Regions from separate parts of the Mus musculus genome. Here region 1 is linked to region 2. The links are chromatin contacts, found by POLR2A ChIA-PET in ENCODE. All regions are on one chromosome and are shown on one strand. The core of a region is the stretch at or near the end of the contact, and the rest is flanking DNA. Distances in the headings are between cores, read along the strand shown. Region 1 overlaps C87436 (expressed sequence C87436). Region 2 holds the start of Tia1 (cytotoxic granule-associated RNA binding protein 1).

Region 1 (3,105 bases), core at 250-2,749, 67 kb after region 2:
ATCCATGTGTGTTCTGTAGAAGAAACTCTTGTAAATAGCCTTGTGTGTACAGTCTTCATACAAGTCGGGCACTTATTTCTGACCAGAGTTTTAGAAGAAACAACAAAAATCCAGCTCACTGGCTTCTCATGGATTCACCTGCAGCTTGTTTTTCTGTAATTCTCCAAAAGTCACAGCACTGGATCTTAGCCAACAGTGTTGGAAAGTTAACGATGCCCTGGGCCGAGCAGGGTCCTCTCTCTCTGCCCAAGAGCTCCAATCACTCTTTATTCTGATAACAAAATAAAGTACAGTGTCACTAGTTTTTCCAAATGGTGCCATTGATGTCATGATTTTACAATTAGAACCTGTGGGAGAATTTATCTTGTCAACAGGAAAGTAGGCAGTGCCAGGGGATCAGCAACACATATTCACCACCACCTCCACCCACCCACCCCACACAACAAGGTTTCTCTGTGTAGCCCTGGCTGTCCTGGAACTCAGTAGACCAGGCTGGCCTAGAACTCAAGAAATTCATCTGCCTCTACCTCCCAAGTTCTGGGATTAAAGGCATTTTTAAATTTATTGTTATTATTTTATCATTATTATTATTCAAAATTAAGAGCAGCTGAGCACTCGGGAGGCAGAGGCAGACAGATCTCTGAGTTTGAGGCCAGCCTGATCTATACAGTGAGTTCTAGGACAGCAAGAACTACAAAGTGAGAACCTGTTTTTTTTTTTTGTTTTTTAAAAGCAGCTGATAAAATTCAAAAGTTCTAGGTTCACTCATCCTAGAACTAAGATGGTGGAGGAAGTGAAGATTTGCCTTCTAGGAGAGGAGGAAGCATTTTCTACACACCTGCCATGACTTCCCTTTACACTATCATGCCAGTCAGTTTTCCCACTGAGTCTTCATTTTTCCCTGGGTTCTAGGAATTACTCTTCCTGAAGTCTCACTGGGGCTACAGATTGAGTTCTACACAGTACTAAAATTATGTTTAGTTTACTTCTACGTATATATTCTTTCAACTTGAAATACATTGGTTTGATATGCAGGGGTTTTTTTTCTCTCTCTCTCATGCTTTGCCAACATGTATATATGAACACATGGGTGCCTGGTGCCTTGGGAAATCAGGAAAGGTTGTTGGAGCGCCTGCAACTGAAGTTAGGGAGGATTGTGAACCATCATGTAGGTGCTGGGAACCTAGGTCCCCTGGAAGAGCAGCCAATACTCCTAACTGCTGTACCATCTATCTCTCCAGCCCCTTGATAGGAATGTCTTATAACTGATAACTCTGTTTTAATTGTAAATGACGAAACACCCAGCTCCAACCTGCTTGGAGGGGGGGGGGGGTGCCTTGTGTTTACAGTAAAGGCTGGACAAGCACCTTGTGGAAATGGGGTGTGGCCAGGCCATACAAGCCCTTGGGACAGTTCTAGCCAACTGTCCATTCAGTTGGGGCTTAACTTGGGGCAGGCCTGTGACTTTGATATTACCATTTTCACGGTAGGGCTTGATGCACAGTAATCTGTCAAACCAGTACTTATAGGACTCACTCTGGGATCTTGTTGAAATGTATATTCTAGCTGGTCACTATGGTGCACACCTTCAAGGGCAACCTTGTCTACATAGAACCAGGTCAGCCAAGGTGAGACCCCGTGTCAACAAAAGTGTCTATCTGAATTGTAAGCTTTAAGGCAAGGTCCAAGACCTGCATTTCTAGGAAGCACCCTGACACTGTACGAAGTGCTATGTGAAAAACTGCCTTTCAAATAACAAGGTTGGTTCCCAAAAGGATTTGTGACTTCCTTCCTGCCTTCCCTTCTACGGCTTGGTGTGGGTCCAGCAGCTATGGCTGAGGCCTGGACTGCGCTCCTGAATGACTCGGGATACTCGGGATACTCTGGACTAGTTCGTAAACTCCACGTCTGCATAATGACACAGAGCATCACATGCGATCTGCTGATGTGGCTGAAGATGGTGCTTTCTGGCCCATCCTGAGACACAATTTCGGTTAATGACAAGGGCAGAGAATGAGTATGATCCTCAAACTTCCCATGACCCGCAGCGCGACCAAGCAGCCAGGCAGTTTCAGGAGACCAAGTAGAGCAAGTAAAGAAGCCACGTTTCTGCCCACACCGGTAGAGGGGAGAAGCCGGAACAGCACGCGGTCACGTGGCCCCGCGAGGTGACGTCACCACGCTGCCGCCGCACGTCGCTTCCAGCCACACCGCCACTGTTCTTCCGCCAGGCGGCGCCGCAGGTTGGTCACGCGCTTTGTGCACAGCCGCGCTGGCGCTCCGGACACGTCACCACCTTCGCGTCCTTTCTGGAGAGCGCGGGAAGGAGGGCGCTGCGGGTGGTGACGTCACCGGGGTTCCCTGCGAGCTCGCGTGGGCGGGGCTGGGGACGTGGCGACCGCCGAGTGTCGAGCTGGAGGGGAGGAGACAAGGGAGACGAGGGGGATGGGTAGGGGAGAAGGGCCGAAGGGAGTAGGAAGGGGTGGAAGATGTAAAAGAGGTGGGGGGTAGAGGAAAGTGGCTGAAGATGGGAAGGGGGTGCGGAGAGGGGGTAGGGGAGAGCCGGGAAGGAAGGAAGTGTGGAGACGAGGGGAAGGCCGGAAGAGTTGGGGGAGGGGATTGTTTAAGGGGAGAGGCGAGAAGGAGGGGTGGGAGAGAAAGGAGGAGATAGTAGGAGGGACTTAGAAAGCCTGCCCTCCTTTCCCCTCCAACGCACCTTACACTAGCACAGCTCTTGAGGCCTCCAAGGTGTCTGTGGCTCCTTCCCGCAGTAGACCTTCCTCCAGGGCAGCCACGTTCTGCCTCCTTTAACCACCATCAATCACCTCAGGAACAAAAGGAATGGTACCTCAAAAGACTTGGTAGTCCCTAACCTTAACCAAACCCGGGAAGGTTTTGTGTTCTGTTCCCTGACTGTTAATAGAAGATTTTCCTCTTTACCGCCCCAGTAAGCCTCGAGCCCTCTGGGTGGCAAAGGGGTTAGAAATGGGACCTGCTTCAGAACTCAAGGTGGGTACCAGAGTTTACCCGAACACCAGTCTAATTCTTTGTCACTGGCGGCACAGCACTGACGAGTGACCTTGAGGTACCCTTTTGCCCCACAGT
Region 2 (2,809 bases), core at 160-2,659:
AGCATTGGTTGGCTTTGAACTCCTGAACTTCCTACCTACTTCTGCGTTCTGAAGTGTGGACAATATTTGTTTTCTGTCTATAATATAGACTCTATATAATCTGAAAATATGACGTACTCTAGAGATAATTATAGAAGTAGAACTCCCAAATGTGGGGTGGTGGTGGCTCATGCTTTTAATCCCAGCATTAGGGAGGCAGAGGCAAGAGGATCTTTTGAGTTTGAAGCTAGTTTAGTCTACAGAGCTAATTCCAGGACAGCCAGTTCTGCACAGAGACCCCCTGTCTTGAAAAACAGAAAAGTTGAAAGAAAAGAAGGAAGGAAAGGAGGGAGGAAGAAGGAAAGAGAGAGGGAATCCCAAATATGGCAGAGTACGCAATTGGTTCTCAACCTGTGGGTCGCGACCCCTTTACCACCCCTCTATCGCTGAAAGTATTTACATTACAATTCATATCAGTAACAAAATTACAGTTATGAAGTAGCAACAAAAGTACTGTTATGGTTGGGGTCACTACAATGCCAGGAACTGTATTAAAAGGTCGCAACATTAGGAATCTTGAGGACCACTGATGTAAAAGAACGACATTGGATACAAAAACTTTCACGTCTTTAATAAATGCTTTACATAATATGTATAGTGTAATAAGAAAGGATAAAAAAAAGTACCGGAACCACATTCCAGAGCCATAACTCTGAACCCTAAGCAAGGGCTGACTGTTGAGATTCTTCTCACCAATTTGCAACAGTAACTCTGTTATTACCAGCTTTTCGATTACATTGGGTATACAAAAGAAATCCAGACATAAATATGATTCCTGCTCGCAAAGTATTGCTTATTGTCAAGTAGACCTTATTTTCTTACCACAACTCTTACTTCTAAATAATAAGCAAAAATGAAAGTCGAGATTTTTCTCAAACAGCCACTCAACAGCATTGGTATGAGAAAGAATGAATCGTTTCATAAAGCAACGGAAAAAGTGCAAGTATCAATTCGTTCTAATTTTCATTTACATAAATCAAGAATCCAATAGGCAGAGATACTAACGTATCTCCTATGAGTTTTCGGACGCCCAAATCCTCAACAGCGCCGCTGGTGTAGTGGTATCATGCAAGATTCCCATTCTTGCGACCCGGGTTCGATTCCCGGGCGGCGCATGTCTTTTCTCTCTTTAAATAGTGTGCAAAAAGAAAATTTTCCTGCTAGAAAAACACCTGCTATTTTATTTCTTTAACCTCCCCAAGGATTTTTAATTTCACTATATAATTCACAAATGAAACACTCCGCTCTGAAACTACAGAAATCCTAAACTACTGGCATTGCGTCTGCGCACTCTGAGCCATCCCTTGCCTGGTGGCAGCGCGGCTGCGCACCAAGTGAACCCCGTCCTTGAAGCCTAAACCCGGCTGCCAGGAGGGTGAGCATGCTAGCTGGCTGTGCGCATGCGCGGCACGGGTCACTCGGCTGCCGGCTCCTAGGCGTCCGGCTCGCCGCCATCTTGGATCGGGGTTTCATTGTTCGCGGTAGGCCGGGCCTTTTTTTGTGTAATCGCTGCCAAAGAAGAAAGCGAAGTAGCCTCCGGTCAAGCGAGGAGGCCGGCTCTTCCGCAGCCATAGCCCGCCTCAAGGATTTGGGAGGTAGCGAAGGGCAGGGAGCTGGACCCTGAGGTGCCGCCGCGACCGCAGCAGCCATGGAGGACGAGATGCCCAAGACTCTGTGAGTCTGGAGCAGCGTTGAGGGAGGCGGGATGGTGGTCGCCCCGTAGGGAGGCCGCGGCCCTGCGCCTCTCTGCAGCCTATTGTTCTCCGTGGACGCCGCGCTGTGGTGGTTCCTCCCTCCCGTGCGCACGCCAGGATGCTTAGAGCCGAGCCGGGCCGAGAGGACGATGGCGGGAGAGGGGCTCGGCCCCTGTCACCCCTCGGCTGGCTGCACCCGCGGCCCCCAGACCTGGAGGAAGGACTTTTCATTCAAAGCTCTCCTCAGGACTCGGCACGTCCTCCTGGAGTCCCATGCTTGCGTCCTTTTTTTCCCCGCCCCCTCTTTTCGATGAATCTTTTCCAGATTTCCATCTGGAACGTCCTTTCTCTTTTCTTTTGGTAGGATTTTTTTCATTTTTAATTCTTGAAGGCTGAGGTTAAAAACTTTATACTTGCAGTTGAGAACTGGAAAGAAAAAAAAAAAAAAAGCCAGACATCTTTCTCGAAGGTCTTCGGCTTTCCCTCTGTAGTACTCCCCTGACCCTCGACCAAAAAACCTAACTGGACACCCAAGGATGTTGAAACCGTTCTTAAAAAATGGAAATCTCACTCGGAGGGATGCATCTACCGAGGGAAAGTGGGTTTCATTAAAACATATTTACCACCATTTGCGACTAGTGGTTGACATTTTTATTAATGGAGTAACTGTGGTCAGTCAGGTGTAAGCATCTTTAGTGAATATTTTGTAACTCGAGTCTAGGATATTGTCTTTGTCATGTAACTTCCCCTTGCATTCTTTGTTTTTCAACGCACGGGTTGAGGCGGTTGTGCCTTTGTTGGGTTTCACAGGGCAAAAAAGAAAAGCTCAAGAAATTGTGGGTTTTGGTTGTTGTTTTTTTCTCCCGGTATATTTGAAGATTGCAACTTGATGTATCGTGCATATAGTTCATATAAATGAAGTAGGATGAACATGTATCATGTTACGGGCCTTAACTCTGCACCTAGTTCCTGCCATAGCTTTTTATTTCTAGAATCCTGGTACTTTTAGAGCTATGTACATTTAGGGTTCTTTTTGACATTTTCTAGTTATTAAAATTGTTCTGAAGTACAGATAC

Evidence for each region. ChIA-PET counts read pairs that join two places held with the same protein, here RNA polymerase II (POLR2A).
Region 1: POLR2A ChIA-PET joins it to region 2 with 16 read pairs in embryonic stem cell. The contact joins the enhancer-like site here to the promoter of Tia1 in region 2. POLR2A ChIA-PET finds 5 or more read pairs at or near these places in 4 of 5 experiments (Patski and embryonic stem cell).

Annotation. Positions count from the first base shown.
Region 1 is chr6:86,470,077-86,473,181 of GRCm38, forward strand. C87436 (expressed sequence C87436) reads left to right here. Exons shown (of 10, transcript NM_001364557.1): 10 at 1-312. It overlaps A430078I02Rik (RIKEN cDNA A430078I02 gene), which reads right to left. Exons shown (of 3, transcript NR_131126.1): 2 at 2,717-2,825; 3 at 201-2,413. Among named protein-coding and RNA genes, the nearest start is that of A430078I02Rik, 9.2 kb to the right of the region's middle. Within about 2 kb of position 1,500, at least 1 of the 3 ENCODE cell types and tissues checked has a DNase peak (open chromatin) inside an H3K27ac peak, as active enhancers do.
Region 2 is chr6:86,402,810-86,405,618 of GRCm38, forward strand. It overlaps Tia1 (cytotoxic granule-associated RNA binding protein 1), which reads left to right and starts at 1,410. Exons shown (of 13, transcript NM_011585.4): 1 at 1,410-1,713. The coding sequence starts at 1,688. n-TGccc4 (a tRNA gene) reads left to right here and starts at 1,084; the gene lies at 1,084-1,154.